3 separate regions of the Mus musculus genome follow, and regions 1 and 2 are each linked to region 3. The links are chromatin loops, found by intact Hi-C in ENCODE. Cell type or tissue: left cerebral cortex. All regions are shown on one strand.

Region 1 (8,000 bases), 150 kb before region 3:
ATTTCAGACTATATACAAGATATTGGAACTTTGTGATATGTGGAACTTGGGTTCTATTGAAGTCCTGATAGATAAATTTAGTTTTGTTTTAGTAGACATTTAGCACGGTTACTTCTGATTATAAGTTCCCATCTTATAGGGCCCACCTCCAGCAGGAAGACAGGACATCAAGTGAGGGATGGGGTTGCCATTCCACAGTCACACCTCTGACCCATAATTGTTTCTGTCTGAAAGAATTACAGGGGTGGAAATGGAGAGGAACCTGAGGAAAAGAAGGTCCAGCAATAGGCCCAAAGTGGGATCCAGCTCAAGGGGTGGTCCCAAGGCCTGACACTATTAGTGAGGCTATGGAGCACTCACAAAAAGGGACCTAGCATGTCTGCCCTCTGAAAGACCCAACAAGCAGCTGAAAGAGTCAGATGTAGTTATTTGCACCCAACCAATGGACAGAAGTAATAACCCCTGTTGTTGAATTAGGGAAGGCTGAAAGAAGCTGAGGAGAAGGGAGATTTTGTAGAAGGACCAGCAGTCTTAATTAATCTGGACCCCGGAGATCTCTCAAACACTGGACCACCAAACAGACAGTATACACCACCTGATACGAGGCCCCCAACACACATACAGTAGAGGGCTTCCAGGTCTGTGTTCATTCAGAGATGAAACACCAAATCCTCAAGAGACTGAAGGCCTCAGGGAGTTTAGAGGTCAGGTGGAGTGGGGGTGGGGGCATCCATGTGGAGATGGGGGATGGGGGTGGGGGCATCCATGTGGAGATGGGGGATGAGGGTGGGGGCATCCATGTGGAGATGGGGGATGGGGGTGGGGAGGAGGTGTGGGATGTGGAACAGTTGGAGTGTGGATGGGGGGAATGGAATATGGAGTGTAAAAAATGAATTACAAATAAAATTAAATTTAAAAATATATTTATTTTTAATGTATGCGCATTGGTCGTGTGTGTGTGTGTGTGTGTGTGTGTGTGTGTGTGTGTGTGTGTGTATGTGACTGTGTGTGTGTGCGCGCGTGTGTGTGCGCACGCACACCACATGAATGCAATGCTTCCAAGACAAGAAGAGAGCACTGAATACTCTGAACCTGGAGTTGCAGATGGTTGTGAGTCACCATATAAGTGCCAGGTACCCAACCTATGTCCTCTATGAGAGAAGTAAGCTCCTAACCACTGCACCACCCCTCCAGCCCCTCTGCCCATCTTCTCTACTCAGTAATTCAGTTCTTAGTGCTCAGAATTTGCTATGCATTGTTGGTCTTGCCTTATGTATGTGTAGTTTGGAGACATGTGAGTTGAGACAATAGTATTTTCACTGTTTCTCCACACTCTGGCTTCCCTGGTTCTCTGACCAGAATGCAGTGGGGTTTCAGTTGGAGTGTTAGCCACTCGAGTGGCTTCAGCTGACAGCAGAGCTTTTACCTTGGTAACACTGGCCCTACCTTCTGTGGTGCGCCTCCCTTGGTTGAGTCCTTCCATTTTCTTTAAAAGTTTTACCTGAAAATGTAGAGTTCTAATCCTACCCATGAATGTGATCCTGTGTTTATGTTAAAATCAAGATTGTCTGAGATTTAGATTGATTAGTTTTGTATATACTTCTTTAAATACAATTAAATACATTAATCTAGTTGTTTTTTTAATCTATAGGTTTTTTATATTAATAAGCGAGCTCTAGTGTATGGATAATTATTTTCAGATTTTCCTAATGTCTAACATGCACATCCCCTTTTCAGATGGCCTTCTGATTGTCGGTGTTCACTCGGCTAAGTTTCCCAATGAGAAGGTCCTGGACAACATCAAGAGTGCTGTCCTCAGATACAACATCACCCACCCTGTGGTTAACGATGCAGATGCCAGCCTTTGGCAGGAGCTTGAAGTCTCTTGCTGGCCAACACTGGTCATACTGGGACCCCGTGGAAACCTGCTGTTTTCTTTGATTGGAGAGGGACACAGAGATAAACTATTTTCATATACGTCTATTGCTTTAAAGTATTACAAAGACAGGGGACAGATCAGAGATGGAAAAATTGGAATAAAACTCTTCAAAGAGTCTCTGCCACCTTCACCATTGCTGTTCCCTGGCAAAGTAGCAGTGGACCATGCTACTGGTCGACTTGTGGTGGCAGACACAGGGCACCATAGGATCTTGGTCATCCAGAAGAATGGGCGCATTCAGAGCAGCATTGGAGGTAAGGTTTGCTCCTGCTCATGCTGTTTATTGATGAGTCTGTCATATCTTTCCGGTTTAAAAATAGCTCAAGTGTATATACAAAGGCAGCCCGAATTGCCCTGTGACTTTATCACCGAGTTATTTTGTTATTTAGTCTGTGTGTCTGAGTTAACCTCCCCGTCCTCTTCAGAGCAAACAAAACCCAGAAGCTTCACGTCAAAAGGAGATCATTATGTTATATCATCTCTTAGGTGTATTTGTGTGCTTCATCCTGTTCTTCAATAGAAGGGTCACATTTATTTGTTCACGGAAATATATACCAAGATTTTAGGTCAATGACATTTTAAATTCGAGTTTCATATTTTCTTCTATAACAAAATATGTCCATATAGTTTTCAAGACAAGAACTCAGGACAGTGAGCAAGAAACCTGATATTTACACTGTAAAGTAAACAGGCTAGGGTTTGTACATCCTCTTACTTCTCTCTTGTTTCACCCTTAAGAACCCCTCCCCTTTCCATGCAAGCCCAGGCCATCTCCTTTCATAGCTCCCTGCCTTAGATGAGAACACGCCTCTAGTTTCTATCTGCACGATCAGTAAAATCCCCCAAGTACAGTCATACTAATCTGCTTATCTGGGCTGAACTGACACAGCAAATTAGACAGAGGGAAAGCCACCCCTTGTATATAGCCAATCCCACTTGATAGCATAGGACACACTTTACCTGTGGAAGTAGATTAAACATGGTCCTAAGCTATTGCTCATTGTGTGTGCTGAGATGTTCTCATCTCTTATGTCATTGTTTATGGTTTTTATTAGAGTATGTGCTGTTTTGTGAAGCTTGTTTGTTTGGGCTACTTGATATTTTCAGTTTAACAGTTATGACAGTTATTATTTGAAAAATGTCTTGAATTTAACTGGTTTTGGCTTTGTGATTTTGGTGTATATACATGCTTATGTGAGTCTGTGTGCTGATACATGCATAGAAGCCACCTTACCTTTTGAAACGGTCTTTCAGTGAACCTGAAGCCTATTGACTTGGCCAGGCTTGCTAAGCACTGAGCTCCAGAGATTTGCTTGCTTTGTCCCTCTAGATGCAACACAGGGCGTTGTTGTTGCTCTTATTAAGACAGGGTCTAACTGTGAAGTCCTAGGTGGCCTGGAACTCTCTATGTAGACCAGCTTGGCCTCAACTCACACAGATGTGCCTGCCAGGAGTAAAGGCATGTGCTGCCACGCTTGGCTTTCTGTGTATGCTGGCAATCCTTATGATTGCACAACAGGCACATTGCCAGCTGAGCCATCTTCTCACCCAGATTTCAATATGCTATAACGTGCGAAGTGATGTAGGTAAGTGCTCTTCTTCGTAACAGGGTCTTACATATACTTCTGGTTGTCCTATAGCACTTTGTGTAGCTCAGGCTGCTCTGGAACTCAGAGATAGACCTGCCTCTGCCTCTTGAACGGGATTAAAAGCATGTGCCTCTGTACCCAGCCCAACAATGTTCTTTTTTAACAAAAACCATCAGCAAATGGTATTCTCAAGTGTGCCTCTAAGAATACTGCCAACTCTTAACATACTCATTAACTTGATGGTTTTTAGACAGTCTGTCTCTAGCTCAGGCTGGCCTGGACCTCACTGTGTCCCAGACTCACCTTGAATTCACAGCCATCTTCCTGCCTCCAAAGTGCTGATATTACAAGAATATGCCACCATAGCCACCTAATATTATTTGTTACATTTATTTATTTGTTTCTTTGTTTGTTTGTTGTGCGTTGGGGAAAAGAAGGGTGCTTGTGTGTCCTGGGATAGTCAGAAGACAACTCTTAGGAGTCAGCTCTTTCCTTCCATCGTTAAGGTTAGAGTCAGACTCCAGCTGTCAGGATTGGAAACAGGCTCATTTACTTGTAGAGCCAACTTGCTAGTCTCCAGCTAAGTTTTAAAAAAGAATTCTTTGGTCACATATTTTCAGGAACTCCTGATTTCAAGTGACTTAGCAGATTCAGTGAGTGGTCGTACAGTGTCGTCAGGTTTCTTAGGCAGGCTACTCTGCTGGCGTCTTGTGGAGATTCAGTCGGTGGTCGTACAGTGTCGTCAGGTTTCTTAGGCAGGCTACTCTGCTGGTGTCTTGTGGAGATTCACGTGGTTGCACTGTGCAGCATTTTCAGATCTGCAGTACCAGCCATCAAGCTCGTCCCCCACCCCCTATTCTTTCTGCAGAACTCTTAACATCAGCAACAATAATCGTATTAATAGTAATGGTGGCAAGCCACATCCCTGTCTTAATTCTAAGCACGCTGCCTGCATCTCTTTATCTTCATTCCTATAATACTATGAACCGGGGTATTAGCAGATATTATTCGTTCTATTTTTCAGAAGTAAAACTAAGACATAAAGCATAGACCCAGATCACCAACTAGAGAAAGTAGAGCTGGGAGTTAATGGGACTTGCGTGGGTCCCCTAGCCACTAGGATTAGTCCCTCTTCTCACTGCGTAAGCCAGTGGGCGCTTGCAAAGCTCTGTGAGGTGGGAGTACTGACTCAGAGCCTCTGAGGAGCAGCTCTGTGGATTACTGTGTCACACTGTGCCTGCTTGGAGCTAGGGTGTTCAGAACTTGAGAGGCCATCTATTAGGCCATAGTCACTCTGCCTGTCTTCAAGTACACATGGCTTGTTGCATGGCTTAGTGACAGTGAGACACCGGGTGGGAAGGAGTGTCACCCCACCCCGGGGATCTTGACTCAAGAGTTCAGGATGGCTCTCGAGGTGTAGAGCTATTTACAGCAGTTCGGGTGTGAGTATTTTTCTGGGGAAGGAGGTATATATAATTTTGTTTTATAGTCAAACGAGTCTGTGGTCCAAAATTGTTTTTTAAAAAACAATCGTTTTTTTTTTAAACAATCCCTTTCAGGGCTAGAGAGATGGCGTAGTGGTTACGAGCCCTTGTTCTTTCAGAGGACCTGGGTTCCATTCCTAGCACCCATGTGGCAGTTCACAGGCATCTGTTACTGCAGCTCCAGGAGCTCTAATGATCCTCTGACTTCTGTGGGAGTCAGCACACATGGTGCTTATCATACATACACGCAGGCAACACATACATAAAATAAACCACGTTTTAAAAACTATCCTTTTAGCTGCTGAACGGTTAGTGATATTTTAAACATTCTAGTATAGGTAGCCGGTATTTAAAAAGCTTTAAAAATTATTTTCTGCTATATATGCTACTGAAGTACACTAAGAACTATTACAGTATAAGTCCTGTCATTACCCAATATAGATAGAAACAGAGATAGAGGAAAATACCAAACATTTTTATTTTAAAATTTTTAATGATTTAATATTTTTATGTGTATGATGTTTTCCCTGCACGTATGTCTGTGCACCATGTGTGTATAGTGTAGTATACACTGGCCCCAAAGCCCAGAAGAGGGCATCATATCCTGCAGGGACTAGTGTTTGTGAGCTGCCATGTGGGTGCTGGGAGTTGAATTCAGTCCTCTAAAAAAAGAGCCAGGACTCTTAACTGCTGAGCCATCTGCCCACCCCATATTTTCGTTTTAAAATAGAAATACTGAAATACTGTGCTATTTATTTTTTTTAAATCCCAGCATTAAATGCAAGGGTTTTTTTGTTTTGTTTTGTTTTGTTTTGTTTGTTTGTTTGTTTTTCAAGACAGGGTTTTTCTGTGTAGCTCTGGCTGTCCTGGAACTCACTCTGTAGACCAGGCTGGCCTCGACCTCAGAAATCCGTCTGCCTCTGCCTCCCAAGTGCTGGAATTAAAGGCATGCGCCACCATTGCCCAGCAAAATGCAAATTTTAAAGTCATTTATTTGGAAGATATTATTTTGAAGTTGCTTTTTTAGTGTGGGAAAAAAAAAATCTCACGACTGTCTTGTCTTTTAGGACCTAACCCTGGAAGGAAAGATGGGATGTTTTCAGAGTCGTCTTTTAATTCTCCACAGGGTGTAGCTATAGCAGATAATGTCATCTATGTGGCCGACACTGAGAACCACCTTATAAGAAAGGTAATCTTCATTTTAAGTTAAAGTTTTAACAGTTCCAGTCAAGATACCTGATGTTTATCAGGAGTCCGGGGTCATCCTTGGTTACATACAAGTTGGAGGCTAGGCTGGGCTAATGAGACCTGTATTAAGGAAGAAGAAAGGGTGGAAGGGAGGGAGGGAAGGAGAGAGGGAGGGAAAGGAAAAAATACATTAAGGTTTCAGAGAAACTCTCTGTCAATATACTCCTGTACAAATTTGGACTTCAAAGACTATTTCTAGAGAATTTTTGTAAACAAATGGAATTTATTAAACAGTGTTTTGTATGCTTCATTTATTCTGTTTTAGTCACAGAAATGATATGACTATCATATTCCATTATAGATAAACCTAGCTATCTTAAACATTTCCTACCAATACTGATTTTGACTATAGTCTACTGATCATTAAATTATTGTCAATTTGGACAATAACTAATCAAAGTGCATATGATCTCCCGTGTTAAGTAATCACAGCATTGACATTTATCTTTATCTGACAAAGTTACCACATATCACACATATAATAGCAAGTGTGAGGCTAGAGTGTGTAACGCAACCTTAGTAAAGGCCCTGTGCTTTCTCTGCTGCTGAGCAGGATCTGGCTGGTTAGATGTGCAATAGATATTTGTTAAGGAAGAATATTACAAGTTTTTATATATATATATATATATATGTATATGTATATGTATATATATATATATATATACACATACATACATATATATATACACACACACATAAACTTAATGAAACATTTCTTGTGCAAATTTATTTTTATAAATACATTTTGTGATTAAAGAATTAAAGGGGATGTGGGGTTTTTTTGTTGTTTCTTTGTGTGTTTTAGTCTTGGGAACTTTCTAGACACTTAAATATGCTGATATACTCTTGTCAAGTTAGGGAGTGCACTTATTTGGTCACTAAGCCCTATTTTATGTGAACGTTGTTAACATGGCTGTGTGTAGGTTACAGAAAAATGCTGTGGTTTTAATTACTGAGCTCTTAAAAGTTGGTTCTTCTGAATAATTTTTAAAATTTAACTTATTTTTTTTCCTCCATGAGGTAGTATGTGGGTAATTCACTCCTTCCTACTACCAGGAAATGAGAGGGACAGATTAAATATGTGCATGACAAGTCCTCTCTAGCCAGCCTTCTATGACACTGTGTTCAGATACTCAGTATGTTCTGTTGGAATTAGTCACATATTGAAAGCAAAAGTAACAGGCATTGAATAAAAGATGTACTAAACTTCTTATAGATAGACCTGGAAGCTGAGAAGGTGACCACTGTGGCTGGTGTCGGTATTCAAGGGACAGATACAGAAGGGGGCGAGGAGGGAGACAAGCAGCCCATCAGCTCCCCGTGGGACGTTGCGCTTGGGACCTCAGGTATGGAGCTGAACAGAACATGCTGCTGATGAAAATGAGGTCTTTAAAACATTCTTTTCTGCTGAGCAGTGGTGGCACATGCCTTTAATCCCACTTCGAAGTCAAAGGCAGGCAGATTTTTGGGTTTGAGGTCAGCCTGGTCTACAAAGCGAGTTCCAGGACTGCCAGAGCTACACAGAGAAACCTTTCTGTTTCAAAAACACCCCAAACAAAAAAATAAACAAAGCAAAAAAAAAAAAAAAAAAAAAAAAGAAATCTTATCTAATTCTTTAATTACAAATAATCTTGAAATGTTTAATTATGTAGTTTGTTTTGTATGTTTGTACTTATGGCTTGGAGTTTGCTCATTGTTTAGAGCAAAGGCAACCATAATATATACAAATAGAATACATTA
Region 2 (8,000 bases), 130 kb before region 3:
TGAAAGTGTTCCTTATCAAATTCATAAATAGGTTATCTGTGGGTCTTAGTTTGCTCAGTTTTTATGATTAGAAACATTAAGAAGCCCTGAAAGGCTGCATTTTCATATGTAACTCGAGAATTCTCAGCCCTGTTAGATTCCAAGCCCAACCCCATTGTAAATTATCTGAAAAATCAAAGTAAAATCCACAGAAATATAATCCAGTTACACTTAGATATCTTTAAAATATGAAAAATAAATAGAAGTAATTAGTAATAAAATAAGGGTTCGTTCTGGGATGACCTTGGTACTGTCTCTCTCACGAGCAGAGCTGATTTTGGTGAGGTTTGCTCCCCTCGGTGGTGATTTTGGAGGATAATGGTACAGGTTTGCCATGCTGGGTAGGGAAGCAAGAGTCTGAACAGAGCTACAAGCTGGGGACTGCCAGTGCGAGTCCTAGGAGAAGGGAGAGGGAGCATTCTTGGTGTAGGAACTGAGAGCCTGCAGGTACTGTCTAGGACCCAGCACTCACCAGTACTGTGTGGTGCTTAGCTTCCCAAGCCTGGACTCATCCCCTTGGCTATCTTTAAGGCTGGACAGTCAGCCTCACTTGGCAGGTGAAGAAACTGCAGCCAGGATTCAGACCCTGAACTATTTGGCTCCTCGATCATAGAAAGGATGCTTTGAGTCCTCTTGTGTCAAAGGCCATCATCACACCAGGTGCTTAATTTAATTCCATTGAGAGCAAATTAGGAGAGCCTAGTAGTGGGCTTCAAACTGTAATTGTCTACAGTTCTCTGTGTATTAGTCTAAACACGTTATGGGATAAATATAGGCTTTGGAATATCGTGAGTGGGAAACATTCCAGACGTTGTAAAAGTACGACCCATTCGTGCCTTTGTTTATTTCGCTTACTGAAGCTTTTCTGTTACTCTGTTGTTCATTTCCTTGGTTAATAATACCTTTATCTAATCAGGAACTTGAACTCATTCCCATGGTTTGATATGATCATCGTAGGTTGTTTCTGTTGAACTGGCATGTACTGGGTCCTAGACAGTACCTTTATAATCTTCGATTTGTGATGGTTTTAACACAAGTAAGCAGTTGTAAACATTGTGCATTGTGGATACTGTGTGTTGTAGTACAGTAGTAGTCAGTGCTTATTATCGAATTAACAAACGTGAGGGAGACATTGTGTCCTACTCTTTACCCTCAGTGCCATCTGCTCCAGGCTGTTGAGTTTGTAGATCTATTATGCTTGCCTAATGCAACATGCTCTAAAGGTAAGATCCAGATTCATGAAATAATGATCATGGCTGACATTTGAGTACTGCTGCCTGTAAGCAGTTCTCATCTGAATGTCATTATATCTGAAATAATGGAATATTTTATTAGCTTAGATGACATAGTCATTTTAGCAGTCCCAGAGAGTAGCCCTAGAATAACTGATGAAGTGATGTGTGTTAAAAATTAATTGTGCAGGCCTTTTGATCTCCTTTTAAAGTGATAAAGCAGAGACTGAGTCCCCAGAACATGGGCAGCAGAATCCCCGTTGGTAGCACTTACATCTGCAGGCACGGTTGTGTGAAGGAAGCACACTGAGGTACTTCCTGCTGCAGAGCAGTTGAGAACAGAGAGCGGATCAGCACACCATGACTGAGGCGTTGTTGCTCTCAGCCTGGCTTGGGCCCAGAGTTCAGTTCCTTCCTTTGCTGGCTAGTTGACCTGGCATGCTAGCTTCCCTGTGCTTGGGCACTCATCTGGAGTGGGACTTGCTAACAGTACCTATCTCAGGGGCCTTTCCAAAGTCGGGAATGGGTTTTGGAAAGCGCTCAGAGATATAGTATCCTTGATAACTTGAGAACCGTCATCATTGTACGTTGTTTCTGTTGTTACTAAATTAAAAGACATCTGAAACTTATTACTAATTAGGAACGAATACCCTTCTCATCACAAAATACTTGAAATTTAAAAAATTACAAATAAAATAATTCTGTAAGATAATGTCTTACCAGACTACTTTAGTTAAAGCGTCTCAGTTACTTCAGAGTGCCTCCTAATTAAATATGTTAACAGAATAAATCTGAGGAGCAGAGCTTTTCCCCTTATAATAAGTGTGACATCATTCAGATTTAGACAAAAATAAGATGGTAAAATTCATGGTAGTAAACAGCATATTATAATATACTGTACCCTTGGTCTGCTAAACTCCTTGAAGGATTTTAAACCAGGCCCGAGAGGTGGCTCATTTGCTGAAGGGCTTGCCGTGCAGCATGAGGATCTGAACTCAGTCTTGAGCACCCACATAAAAAGCTCGGCCTGCCTCAGAGCCCTGGGGGCTGAGATGGAGGATCCTTGGACTTTCCCAGTAGCCAGCCAGTCCAGCCAGATCAGTGAACTCTAGGTACACAGAGAACCTGTCTAGTAAGTACATAAAGCAGAGCCTGACTGAAGGAGACACAACATTGACCTCCAGCCTCCACACACACATGTGCACACTCCTACAGACACAACCCCGTAAGTATTAGAGGCTACTAGATAGTGCATTTGCAAATGACTGATCTACTTTGTGTCTGAATATCAAATCCCATGCCTTTGGTAATAAAAAGACACATTCCTTTAGCTTCTTTTTATTGTTATTTTGTTTTAACACAGGGTCTCTACTTTGTAACCCAGGCTGGCCTGGAACTTGCTATGTAGTCTAACAGGCTTCCAACTTGGGCTTCTCCTGCCTCTGCCTCTGCCTCTCTGCCTCTCTCTGCCTCTCTCTGCCTCTCTGCCCCTCTGCCCCTCTGCCCCTCTGCCCCTCTGCCCCTCTGCCTCTGCAGTACAGGAATGGGCCACCACACTCCTCTGAAATCTGCCTCTTAGCCTCTGGGACTACAGGAGTATGCTTCCACACTGCTCTTAAAAGCATCACTTCTTTTGTGGAAATTGCCAGAGTTTTCTTAGAGAATATCAGCCCATTTTTGTGTCACATAAAAAATGTTTTAATCGGTGTTTAAAAACATTGTTTCCAGAGATGCAGATTGACATACTGCTATTAAGAATGTGTGGATTTGGTTTAAGGAAATGGAAATGCTAATTGATTTAATTTTGTCATTGCACATTGTAAACATGTATTGAATTATCACCCTGTACTGCATTTAATTAAAAAAAATATGACAGCTTTGGGTTCTCATGAAACTGTTGCAGGTGAGGTGGAAGGTTTCTAGTAACACATCTTCCCTGAGGAACCGTGTTCTGAAACAGCTGATTTATAAAAACTAGTATCATCTATGGATTTCAATTCCTAAAAAGTATCATAGTAACCAGATATGTATATAATACATGCTACTTATTTTCATAAAGGTTCAGAGGTCCAAAGAAATGACATCCTGTGGATAGCCATGGCAGGGACTCATCAGATATGGGCACTCCTCCTAGACTCTGGCACACTGCCAAAGAAAAGGTAAGTGGCTGTGTCCTGGGACAGCCGTCCTCCTTAGTCCCCAGCTTCCCTGCCCAGGTCACCGTGCCAGGGTGCGCACACTCAGCCACATGGCCCAACAGGCTTCTTGCTCTCTCGAGTGGCTTCACTGGGGAGCATTGGTCTGCTCCCCAGGCCGAGGAGGCAGCTGCTGTCAGGAGCTCTGCCAGCCCTTCTGGCAGAGATAGAGAGGAGGAGGTGGTGAGTCACTAGCTGGTTCTCAAAGCTGCTGCTCAGAGGTGACATAACGTCACTTCCACTTGTATTTCATCAGCCTTAGTTAAGCCTGTGGCTGCATCTAATTTCTAAGAGCCTGGGAGGAGCCATTCTTCTGAGTGCCTAGAGAGAGAACCAGAAATGTTAGGTGGGGCTTTAATCCTTCACAACATAAACACAGTTCCTGTGTCTGCAGTCACTCCTTCAGGTGCTTCAGAGTGCTGCATGGCAGTCCTAGCTCTCCTTACTGTGGAAGCACAGGAGAGTGAGTGAGCCCCTTTACCTCTGTCATTTTCCATCATTGTATGTGTTTGTGTCACCTAGGGGATTGCTGTGTGAAGAGTTAGGATAGCATTGGCACCAGGCGGGCACGTGAGTGTGGGGAGCAGTACTTCTCCTGACTCCCCCTCCTCCCTCAGCCTCAGGCGGGGCTGGCTGCACTCCCCTTTGCTCCTCTCTTCTCTGTCTCTTGGCTCATGCCTGATTATAACTGTTTCTTCCTACTAGACTACCTCTTAAAGAAATGAGCCTGGTTCCATTTACTCAGTGTACTCGGCCCTGTGCTGTATCTGTTAGATAACAGCCCAGTAAGAGCCTATATGTAGAATAAGTAAGTGACTGAAAGTCTGTCCTGTGCCTGCGGAAGGCACTGAGCCAGGCCACTGGAGCTGCACACTGGCTTGCCCATTTGCGGTCTCACAAACCTAGGACCACTTGTTCAGGGTGGTACCACCCAAAGTGGGCGGGGCCCTTTCATGTCAATCATCAGTGACCACAAGTTTGTCCACAGGTCAGTCTGATGGACACATTCTCTGTTGACGTTCCCTCTTCTCAGACGACTCCAGTTTGTGTCAAGTTGACCAAAAGCTGACCAGAACACAGTCACAGACCACAAAGTTGTTATGTAGTAATAGGAAGTAGGTACAAGCTTACAAGCTATCACAATTATCTTTGGTTGCTTTTAGCTTTTTATGCAGTATTTCTCTGTGTAGCTCTGGCTATCCTAGAATTCACTCTGTACTCTAGACTAGCGTCAAGCTCAGATCCACCTGCCTCTACCTCCTGAGTGCTGAAATTAAAAGTGTGCACCATCACCGCCCAGCCCACTACACTCATCTTTATTTGTAGAAAGGGACAGCTGTCTAGCAAGTTCAAGACCTCCGGTGTCCAGGCACAGGTGTGGAACGCAGCTGTGTAGTGGTTTATGACAGTCACGCATCTGAAACAGCAGTTCTCAATCTGTGGGCTGTGATCCCTTTGAGACTGAATGACCCTTCATAGGGGTCACCTAAGACCATCAGAAAACACAGATATTTTCATTATGATTTACCTTAGTAATAATTACAGTTATAAAATAACAACAAAAATAAGTATATGGTTGGGAGTCACCACAACGTGAAGAACTGTATTCAAGGGTCGCAGCATTAGGGAGGTTGAGGACCACTGACATAAAATGTTCGTTGGTTCCTTTCACTAGGCACTGTGTTGGACACTAGGGATGCAGTTAGATGACCTCTGTGTTAGAAGTAAAAGGAAGACATGCCCATCCTCAGAAGAATCAGATCGGCAAACAGTGACAGTAGAGAGTGCTTGTGTCAGCAGCATCTGCGCTCCTTCATGCCGAGATCCTTAGCCAAGGGATTTGAAGTGTCATGGAGGACTTCTGTAGAGAGGTCTTCCAAGCTGAGCTGATGCTGCTGGTGTCAGTAACATCAGGTCTTGCCACACCTTGAGTCCTTTTAAGAGATCTGGACATTCCAAATGTTGTTATAGAAAGTTTTAATCTAGGAGTGAACTGATTTGATGTGTTCTTGGAAGAACCCTTCCAGCACTTAGAGTGGAGCAAGACCATTCAGGACACTCTAGCTGTCATCTAGGCAAGAGGCAGTAGTGACGTGAGCAGTTGGGTTACCAGTGGTGCATGAGGTGTGAGTACAGCAGCAGCCACAGGTCACAGCAGCTGGGATGTCCTGGCAGGGCTGCCTAAGTCTCCTTGTCAGAAGGCTCGTCGATATTTATAGTAGGAAAATGATTGCTCAAGTTACATCAGTCTGCATTTTAATTTTGTGGGTGCATTGCTACAAAGATAGTGTCTAATACAGACTTGCAGGCAGTGCTGGCCCCTAGTGCTTAGTGTCAGCTCACTGTTGCACCTCTCCTTCCCACGGGACTCTTCTCTGACGTGCTTAGACCTCTTCCCTCGCAGTAAGTGTTGCACGTGCTTCAGCAGTGTGTTACTCATCCTGTGTCCTCGCCCTTACCCGCCTTTGTGCCCCGTAGCAGTCGCGGGTGCTACTCGCACTGGACCTCTGTGTGGTGTGCCAGTGCAAGGCGGTGATCTCATGGCCTCGCCCTCTCCCTCTCTCTTGGCGCCTTGTCTTCCTTATAATCATTTTGGCATAAATTTAAAAATCAAGGTGTCAACTTCTCTGTGTTACAAAAGAAATTAGTAGGGGTCCTTTTCAGCATCTTGAGACAGAGCCCTCTGCAGTTGCAGTTGCAGCTGCCCAGAACTTGTTACAGTTGTGTGCCGCTCTGTGCTGCAGTACTTCAGGGAGGTGTTTCCTGGTGCATGTAAAAATGGGTCTTGTATAACTATTCATTTAATGCGGTCACTACGTCATTTCCTTAAAATGTTCATACTGAGAGACCTGGCTTCCTTCAATCTGCTCACTGCTTTATAGAAGACATAGACATTTTAAACGACCAAAACTAGATATTCTCTTTATTAGTAGTTCTCTTCTAGAACCTGATATTGTATGAAAGTAAGAAGTTAAAATGAGAATAAAATCATCTCATTATTATCTCATAATCTGATCATTATTGTAGTAACGTCAGGGATTTCTTACCGGGTATTAGAAAGTGATTTCAGTAGTTGGTTATTATGCTAAAGAGAAGAGAGGGCCCCCTACTTAGTAGCTCTCTCTCACCAAGAGAGAGCCTGGACAGCCGCAGCAGTGGGCAGGCAGTCCGTCACTGGTTCTGTGGATCTGTGTAACTGCTGTCATAGTCAAGTTGGTTATTTATGCCCCTTTAGTGACTCATGAACTCACCTATGAGCTTGTCTTTCAGTGACCTAAAAAAAGGAACCTGCATTCGTTTTGCTGGAAGTGGAAATGAAGAGAACCGAAACAACGCATATCCTCACAAGGCAGGCTTTGCCCAGCCGTCAGGCCTCGCTCTCGCCTCAGAAGAGCCCTGGAGCTGCCTCTTTGTGGCTGACAGTGAGAGCAGCACCGTGCGGACCGTCTCGCTGAGAGACGGAGCTGTGAAGCACCTCGTAGGCGGAGAGCGAGACCCCATGGTAAAGAACCTGTCTGTGCGCACATCCCTGAGTGAGCCATCCATGGAGTGCAGGGGTTCATTTCTGGCCTGTCTGTAATAACATGCAGTCAAAGCAGAGAGAGTGTGGCTATAAATACAGAGCTGGGCAGTGGTGGCGCATGACTTTAATCCCAGCACTTGGGAGGCAGAGGCAGGCAGATTTCTGAGTCCGAGGCCAGCCTGGTCTACAGAGAGAGTTCCAGGACAGCCAGGGCTACACAAAAGAAATACAAGTAAAGCCCTCCCTCTGAGAAAGGCGCCCACCTGACTACATACAAGCATTCAGGGGACGGGAAGAGAGTGATTGCACCGGGTTTGTGGCAGTGGGTTAGCAGGAGAACTGCACTAGATGTGAGCCTACTGTGGGCAAGACAGCATGGCAGTTAGTAGAGTGCAGAGTGAGCCTACTGTGTTCCCCATTCTCTATCGCACGCTGGAACTACTGGGAAAAGTCAGAGCTTCCCAGCTTTAGAAACACTGGAATCTTAGTTTTCACTTTACCTCCTAACAAAGCACTGAAAATTTTAATAACTGCTGTTTCTTTCTCTTTAAAAAAAAATAAAAGAATTTATTTGCTTTTGGTGATGTTGATGGAGCAGGCATCAATGCGAAGCTTCAGCATCCACTTGGGGTTGCATGGGACGAGGAGAGGCAAGTGCTCTACGTGGCCGACTCCTACAATCACAAGGTGAGTCGGCTGAAGGCCCATGTGCCTCAGACCAGCACCACTCTAGATACAGAAAGCATCTGTACCCTGGGCGTTACAGCCCTCAGCGCTACAGCCCTTGGCGCTGCACAGCTTCTTCTGGGCTCTTCTTGCTGTAGCCTTACGGTGTCTGAACTGAGGGAAATGCTAAGCTAATTCCAGGGGCTGTGACCTAAATGTATGAATTGTGACCCATCAAAGGTGCTTAAGTAACAATGGCAGGAAAAAGGGGGCCTTTTAGGGGGAAGCGTGAACCAGCTGTTGGAGTTTCGTTCTGTTGCTGTAATAAAACTGACCAAAAGCAGC
Region 3 (8,000 bases):
AAACCCGAGTTCCATCTTCACAAGCCTTGTAGAAGGTGGATGCAGAGAGCATCACAAGTCTGCCCCTGACCCCACACTCACCCCTGCACACAGCAACCTAAACACTTTTTAAATGGGGGCCTGGAAGAAGTCTTAGCAGTAAAGAGCACTCGTTGCTCTTCCAGAGGATGCAAGTTCGATTCCGGGAATGCACAGCACCCCATCTTTGTAACTCATTTCCAGGGGGATCTGATGCCCTCTTGTCATCTTTTGGGGCTTCAGGCACACACAGGATGCACAGGCATACATGCAGGTAGAACACTCACACATAACAATGTGGGGTGTGGGCTGACATGTATCTCAGTGGTTCAGCCTTTACTTATCAGGCATCTGGACCTCCACTTTGGTACCAATCCCACAGAAAGAAGAAGGGGGGGGGGGTGGAGCAAGGTACATATGCTAAGTAAGGATATGAAAAAACAAAAAACAAACAAAAAAAAAACAAAACCATATCCACCTCCCCCCTCTCTGGAAAAAAGTCTTTTAAAAGACGATTTGCTCATGATAAGAGAATTAAAAATAATCCCCTGCTACCCATCCTCTGAATCACAATAAATACTGAGTATGACAAAGAAGGGTCACACCGACTAAGGAGCTTATCTAAGGGCACGGACTCTTCTGAAGATCTTGGCACCTTCTGTGATCTGAAAGGTCGCAGTGATAAGGCAGTGTACAGCCGTGTATTACAAATACATAGCGTGTGGATTAAAAAAAATTCCCATAAAGTATTCTATTTATTTCACCCTTAATACAGAGAGGAGAGAGAGAGAGAGGGAGAGAGAGAGAGAGAGAGAGGGAGAGAGAGAGCGAGTGTGTGAGCAAACAGTGCATTCATTTGAAAGGTGAAGTCACTACTGAAGGTCAAACAGCCAAGCCAGGACAGGAACCTGGATCTTCTACCCATCTCCCTCCCCATCGGAACTCTTTCCAATGCATCCAAATTTTGAAAAATATTATTATTGGCTCTGACATTATTCAATGTACTTGTCAGACACACCAGGAAGAGGAGGAGGCAGAGAGGGAGGAAGGGGGTGGGGAGAGAGGAGAGCCTTTGGATTTTCTAAGTAGCCCAGCCTTGACCGTGCTTACTGTATACGCGCCTCTGTGCTTGTTGTGATGATAGCGGCTGCAGTTGCTTGTCCCTGTGTAAACTGTGGCTCCAGATCTAGCATATGACCTTAAGTGCCAGCCTGAGCCAGGCTGTCCGTCCTTCAGTTAGCACGGACTGATCCTTGGAGCAGCCATATGGCTTTAGGTGACAAGCTGTGTTGTCTATCCTGAGGATGAACCACTTAAGCTCTGATTAGGAGATCTTTTGATTAGTGATAGCTTGATTACAAGTAGCTGGAGGTTATTACCGGCCGCCAGGACAGTTTTGCTAGTGGAGTTTGATGCGTTTCCTAGGGTTTCTCTGGCCTGTCTCCCAGCAGTTGTCCGTCTGCTCACCTTCATTTTTAAGACTGGAAATGTCAGGTTCATGGCGTGTAACCATGAGTGGGCTGAATTGACTATTAATCACTGTACTATAGATATGTGACTTGATCTGGGACTTGATATGAGATTCTCAGCGATCTTCCCGGGGTGGGAAAGGTGGTGGGGGTGGGGAAGGCATAAGTAGTGTTATAATGTTTCCAGTGAGTGGAAATTAGCTGACTGTGGCAGTTCATGAAACCTCAGCACCTAGGAGTCCAAGACAGGAAGACTGCTGTGGGCTTGAGGCCAGCCTAGATCATAGGACAGAATGGGCTACACAATGAGACGCTGCTCATAAACGGGGTGTTTTGAGGTGCTTATATGGAAATATTGACTGGTCCGTGTGAGCTATAAGCATGAGTGGAGACTCCCAAGTTCTGAAATAGTCAACCATTCCTCACTTGTGCAAAAAAGATATTTTAATTAAATATGACATTTATGAATTCAAGTTAAATATTAACTAATGTCAAGTAATTATTAATGAACATGGAAGCTGCAAAAACGGTAAGATAGTTCCTGCTCTCCATAAACATATGACCTAGAAAAGGCAAAAATCACACAGAGATGAAAATGATTTAAGAGACGTCAAAAGGCAATCTATCATAGCCACAGTTACCATAGGTTAGTGGGAAATTATTTCCAGAAGCAACAGGCAGGGAAAGGAAGACGGAAGGAGGAAGGAGAAGCAAGACAAGAATATATCCCAGCTTTGGGAAGAGATTAGATCCGAAACCAGGCCGGAGTTTCCTACGATAGAGGCGTACAGAACTCTATGCAGTGAGCCGGTAAAGGCTGTCATCCCTGGATGGAGCTGGGCCTTTGCCTGTTAGGTAACTGCTGTACAGCTGAACTACACATTCAGCTCTCTGTGAGAGTGAAGGGGATAAGGAGAGGTAGTCACAGAGTGCACACCGAATACTGTCTCCCATAGGATGCAGGGAGCCAGATGGGAAAAGAGGCAGCGGGGGAGGGACTCGTGATTCTCAGGTGTGCCAATTAACACTGGGAAGGATTCCTACTGATGCACTTTGAGTGGCAGATAGAAAATGACCATATTGAACAGTTGGTCTGACGGAGTGTTAAGTGGTGGCTTTGCTGTGACGGGATGGATACATAGTTGCTATGAGATCTGACAGGAGTTAGAAGAGCGGGTTGTTACTACTCCTCAAGAGGCCCCTTGTGCTTTCTGCTCTGCACAGAGAGGCAAGTGTCTGGACTTGAACCTCTCAACCTTCAAAATTCTGAGCCAAAATAAAGCCCTTCTTACATTACCCAGGTTCAGGTATCCGGTCATAGCAACAGAAAACAGACTAAGTCAGTGGCTATGTTGAACTTCCTCTTAATCTCATATCCTTTTCTAAGAAGCAGAGAGAGAGAGAGAGAGAGAGATGGAGAGAGAGAGAGAGAGAGAGAGAGAGAGAGAGACCTCCATGCTAGCTGAGGCTACACTATTTTAAGTACGCCTGTCAGTACAGTTGAGGAAAGTCCCTAAGAGCATCTGGGATCCTCTCTATGAAGCCCTGCTAGAAAAGCCTCCTGGTTTTTGAATGCTTACTTGAATGTATTTATTCCACAGAAATGCAGAGAAACTTGATGTAACACCAAGTCATCAAGGGGAAAGGTCACAAAATCCAGAATGGTGGTCCTGCCGCCTGGTGTGTTCATACATATAAATAGCACAAGGTTACCAGCCTCGGCTCCTGACTCCAATCTCTACAGCTCAGTTCTGGCCTTATCATCCCAAGAAACCCCATGCCCTGGGGACACGAGGTCGATACACTGCACCCCAATAGCACCACTTAGCAGAAAGCCTCTTTCCACATTTCCCCACACCCCAGCACTCAGAGGCCCTTTCTTGGTCAGCTCACTTCAAAACATGGGCGTTTTTCAGATTGTCCCTTGAGTCCTTTCAGCCATCCCCTAAAAGCCACAGGAAGGAGAGACCCTGGCTTGAAGAGGCTGGGGTGACTATGGGTGCCAACTCCTTCTGCCCTCGGTGTAGTTCCTGTTCCCTGATTCTCAAAACTCCCCAACTTGGCAGAACTTGGTAAGTCCAGGGCAGGGGTGAATAAACAGATCACTCCCCCGTGGTAACACTCTCAGTGGTCAAGCCTGATCCTAGGGCACATCCACGGGTTTGACTTTATGAAGAGTACGGCTGTGGATGGACAGCTGTGAGCCTGTGTCTTTTGGCAAGGTGAGAGTACCAGCTTGGCCACATGTTGATGTTCCTCCCAGATGCTAATCTTTTTATTCCAATGCAAGAAGGACTCGGGAGCATTACATAACATTATATAACACTACCGTGCACCCTTCCCTTCTGAGACAATTGGGAACTGTTCGCTTCTCAAGAACTTAATTACAGATTTCCTTTTTACGGCCTGAGGTAGAGGCATTCCCAGGGGTAGATCAGAGGACCTCAGCCCGAGGTCCCATCCTCTGTTCGCATCAGGAATGAAGCCAAAGACTCTAGTTTCGGATTCTCTCGACAATGTGAAGCGAGGAAATGTGGTATGACTTTAAATGCTTTCAGATTTAATCGCCTTGAGTATGTATATATTTTCTTCCCTCATCTTCCCAAAGCTAATCCCACAGTTTTGAGAATCTAGCCACCCTCCCAAGAAATCTGAAATCCCAGTTCATGACGTCAACCCAAAAGGGATAGCACCTTGTGTTGGCTCAGCTCAGATTGCAAAATCCCATGGGTAACGGAGCACAGATGCGGATGTTAAGGTGTTGGTACTGGAGTCAAAAAGTCTGAAGCGTCATTCTCCGTGTTCTTTCCACGAGGGGCGTGGGGGTGGGGCGACGTCATTTACCCTGGACTGAATGTTGCCCTAAACTTCTCCTTTATATTCAGAACTCTTTCATCCTTTTCTTTAGCTGGGACTGGGGCCTGTGTGTGTATCCGACTGGTCCTCGGTGTTGGCAGTTACATCCACAAACCTTCCCTTCCTTTCCCCATCTACTGCACTTGAAGGAGAGAGCACAGCTCCGCGCGAGAACAGCGCCCAGAGAGCCTTTCTGACAGATGCGTACCCTGCTCCAGCAACCCGCCTGGCTGCAAAGTTTCCTCTAATCACTAACACCCACTTCCTATTCCCCCAAGCTGTCATGCTGGCCAGGTCCCCTCGCGATCAGGGAAGAGCCAGGCTGCCTGATGGCAGAACCCCAGTCTCACAGCTAAATTCCTCCAATCCCAGCAGATAGGCTGTCCAAGGCACTCCTGCGTCTCCGAGACGCCTGTAAGGTTCTCTTATAGCTACCAGGAACCGGGCACTAGAGGCGAGGGAACTACGGGGTGCCGAAGGGAAATAAGGGCGCTCTTGCGGGAGCGGCAAAAGGAGAGCTGGGTGCTAAGGTTAACGGAGACTACTGGTTGGCGGGGGGCACAGGAGGCGGCGGGGCGCCGCAGGGGGCGCCGCAGACTAGACTCTGGAAGAAGCCTGAGCAGGAAAGGGCGCGCTCGCTGCAGCCCGTGGGTGCTGGCTGCGTAGTCCGCCCGCAATCTTTGGAGCCTTTCAATCGCGGGTAGGAGGGGGTGCTGGGTGTTGGGGGTGGGGGCACCATTGTCGGGGGCGTGCCTTGGCGGCGATTGGCTGCGGGAGCCTGACGCGCGGCCCCGGGGGCTGGCTGGGGGGGTGGCAGCGAAGGGGGGGGGGGAGGTGCTGGGTGTTGGAGCCGCCGGCCCCGCGCGCTCAGAAACATGCTGAGGTCCCGGCGGCTCTTCCAGCAGCGACAGCGGCTCCAGCAGCAGCGGCGGCGGCGGCGGCGGAGACAGCGCTCGGCTACGGAGGAGAAGGCGCCCGGCGTCCATGCCTCCGGCCCCGAGCCGCGGCTGCCCTGACCTGGCCGCGACCTCCCCGCGCGGGCCCCGCAGCCCCGGCTCCTGGGGTGCTCCCCAGGCGCGGCCCAGCCCCGCCACACCCCCCGCCCCCGGCCTCCGCAGCTCGGCATGGGCGCGGGGGCGCTCGCCCTGGGCGCCTCCGAACCCTGCAACCTGTCGTCCGCCGCGCCGCTGCCCGACGGTGCGGCCACCGCGGCGCGGCTGCTGGTGCTCGCGTCGCCTCCCGCCTCGCTGCTGCCTCCAGCCAGCGAGGGCTCAGCGCCGCTGTCGCAGCAGTGGACCGCGGGTATGGGCCTACTGCTGGCGCTCATCGTTCTGCTCATCGTGGTGGGTAACGTGCTGGTGATCGTGGCCATCGCCAAGACCCCGCGGCTGCAGACGCTCACCAACCTCTTCATCATGTCCCTGGCCAGCGCTGATCTGGTCATGGGATTGCTGGTGGTGCCTTTCGGGGCCACCATCGTGGTGTGGGGCCGCTGGGAGTACGGCTCCTTCTTCTGCGAGCTCTGGACTTCGGTAGATGTGCTGTGTGTGACGGCCAGCATTGAGACCCTGTGTGTCATCGCCCTGGACCGCTACCTCGCCATCACGTCGCCCTTTCGCTACCAGAGTTTGCTGACGCGCGCGCGAGCGCGGGCCCTCGTGTGCACAGTGTGGGCCATCTCGGCGTTGGTGTCCTTCCTGCCCATCCTCATGCACTGGTGGCGGGCCGAGAGCGACGAAGCGCGCCGCTGCTACAACGACCCCAAGTGCTGCGATTTCGTCACCAACAGGGCCTACGCCATCGCCTCGTCCGTCGTCTCCTTCTACGTGCCCCTGTGCATCATGGCCTTCGTGTACCTGCGGGTGTTCCGCGAGGCCCAAAAACAGGTAAAGAAGATCGACAGCTGCGAGCGCCGCTTCCTCGGCGGCCCAGCCCGGCCGCCCTCGCCTGAGCCCTCGCCGTCACCTGGGCCACCGCGCCCCGCAGACTCGCTGGCCAACGGGCGCTCCAGCAAGCGGCGGCCGTCGCGCCTCGTGGCTCTGCGCGAGCAGAAGGCGCTCAAGACACTGGGCATCATCATGGGTGTGTTCACGCTCTGCTGGCTGCCCTTCTTCCTGGCCAACGTGGTGAAGGCTTTCCACCGCGACCTGGTGCCGGATCGCCTCTTCGTCTTCTTCAACTGGCTGGGCTACGCCAACTCGGCCTTCAACCCCATCATCTACTGCCGCAGCCCCGACTTCCGCAAGGCTTTCCAGCGCCTGCTCTGCTGCGCGCGCCGGGCCGCCTGCAGACGCCGCGCAGCCCACGGGGACCGGCCGCGCGCCTCCGGCTGCCTGGCGAGAGCTGGGCCGCCGCCGTCCCCCGGAGCTCCCTCGGACGACGACGACGACGACGCCGGGACCACCCCACCGGCGCGCCTGCTGGAGCCCTGGACCGGCTGCAACGGCGGGACAACCACTGTGGACAGCGATTCGAGCCTGGACGAGCCGGGGCGCCAGGGCTTCTCCTCGGAGTCCAAGGTGTAGAGAGCCAGGCTCTCTGGGCGCACGGACGCCGCTCCCCATAGTCCCGGGCTGGACACGGGCTCTGCATCCCTAGAGGAAGAGAGCCCGCCTGGGCGCCCCTGAGCCGCTCCCCAGGGGAGAGAGGAGATCTCTGTTTACTCAAGACCGAAAGCAGGTGAATGCAAAGCCCACAGATCTATCGAATCATCCGAGACGTACAGAAAAGCCCCGGACCGAGCGTTTGCGCAAAAAGGAAAGTTTAGGAGGAGTTGGGAGAGTGTGGCTTAGTATGGCTTACTGGCTTGTCTTGAGTTCCTTTCTCTCTGAGGTTCGGCCTTTCGTGTGTTTAATGCACCTTCAGGCATTCCCCCCCCCCCCCGCCCCTAGGTGGGTTTTGACACTTTCTGCAAGGACCCGAGTGGAAACTAGGCGGGGAGGGGAGGGGGCAGGATGGAGTCTATCACCTGGCTTTCCGGTTCCACACCTAGGAACCTAAGTATTCAGCTCAGGTTTGGTGTGGGGGCGGGGCCGGTGATAATTAGCCAGGAAGTGTTTCCCTTTGCTTTCTAAAGAAATTGCATACTAATTCCGGAGTACTGGTGTCTCCTGTTCTTAAAGCAAAGGGAAAAGAAGGATGCGAAACAGACAAATCTGGTTTCGAGAAACTATGTGTGGAGCACGGTTCACCTTGCTTTCTCCTAGAGGGCAAACCTTGTGCCCTGCGCGCCTCGGTGGTCCTGCTGTGGGTCCTCTACCTCACTCTGTGCATATTGCACAGCAAGATAGAAAGACTTGTTTATATTAAACAGCTTATTTATGTATCAATACTAGTTGGAAGGACCAGGCGCTGAGTCTCTCTCTGTGACATGTGACTCTGTCAACTAAAGATAGGACAGAACAAAAAGGAAACAGTTGAGATTATTGCACATGTGGCTAAAAACAAAGACGGCAAAAAAAAAAAAAAAAGGCAGTGGTTGGAAGGCCATTTTGCACAGTGTTAGGCATTGTAAAATTCATAGAAGTTGTTAACTTGCACAAAAAAAATTAAATATTTTTACTGGGATGGGGAGGTGGGCAGATCTTTAAAAAGCTAAAATAAAATTCAAACTCAGTTTCTCTTGTCTATTATGTTATTGAGTTGATGGTTTATTGG

Evidence for each region. Peaks named below come from ENCODE experiments on the same cell type or tissue, not always from the same donor. Only the 100,000 strongest peaks of a DNase experiment are listed, where the experiment ranks them.
Region 1: it touches region 3 in a loop (2.7-fold over the local background); 10 of 42 quality-filtered maps call a loop at or near these places.
Region 2: a loop joins it to region 3, with 2.2 times the contacts of the local background. A loop is called at or near these places in 5 of 42 quality-filtered maps.

What each region holds. Positions count from the first base shown.
Region 1 is chr19:56,568,679-56,576,678 of GRCm38, forward strand. It overlaps Nhlrc2 (NHL repeat containing 2), which reads left to right. Exons shown (of 11, transcript NM_025811.3): 3 at 1,738-2,193; 4 at 6,080-6,201; 5 at 7,477-7,606. Among named protein-coding and RNA genes, the nearest start is that of Nhlrc2, 24 kb to the left of the region's middle. In left cerebral cortex, a CTCF peak has its summit at 4,679; DNase peaks (open chromatin) are centred at 3,466, 4,714 and 5,661.
Region 2 is chr19:56,584,840-56,592,839 of GRCm38, forward strand. Nhlrc2 (NHL repeat containing 2) reads left to right here. Exons shown (of 11, transcript NM_025811.3): 6 at 3,331-3,430; 7 at 6,737-6,968; 8 at 7,554-7,676. Among named protein-coding and RNA genes, the nearest start is that of Nhlrc2, 41 kb to the left of the region's middle. In left cerebral cortex, no CTCF peak of the experiment used is centred here; a DNase peak (open chromatin) is centred at 3,674; H3K27ac peaks cover 1,109 bases.
Region 3 is chr19:56,716,905-56,724,904 of GRCm38, forward strand. It overlaps Adrb1 (adrenergic receptor, beta 1), which reads left to right and starts at 5,213. Exons shown (of 1, transcript NM_007419.3): 1 at 5,213-8,000. The coding sequence starts at 5,468. The coding sequence ends at 6,868. In left cerebral cortex, a CTCF peak has its summit at 4,891; DNase peaks (open chromatin) are centred at 3,861, 4,137, 4,726, 4,971 and 4 more places; H3K4me3 peaks cover 4,180 bases; H3K27ac peaks cover 4,682 bases.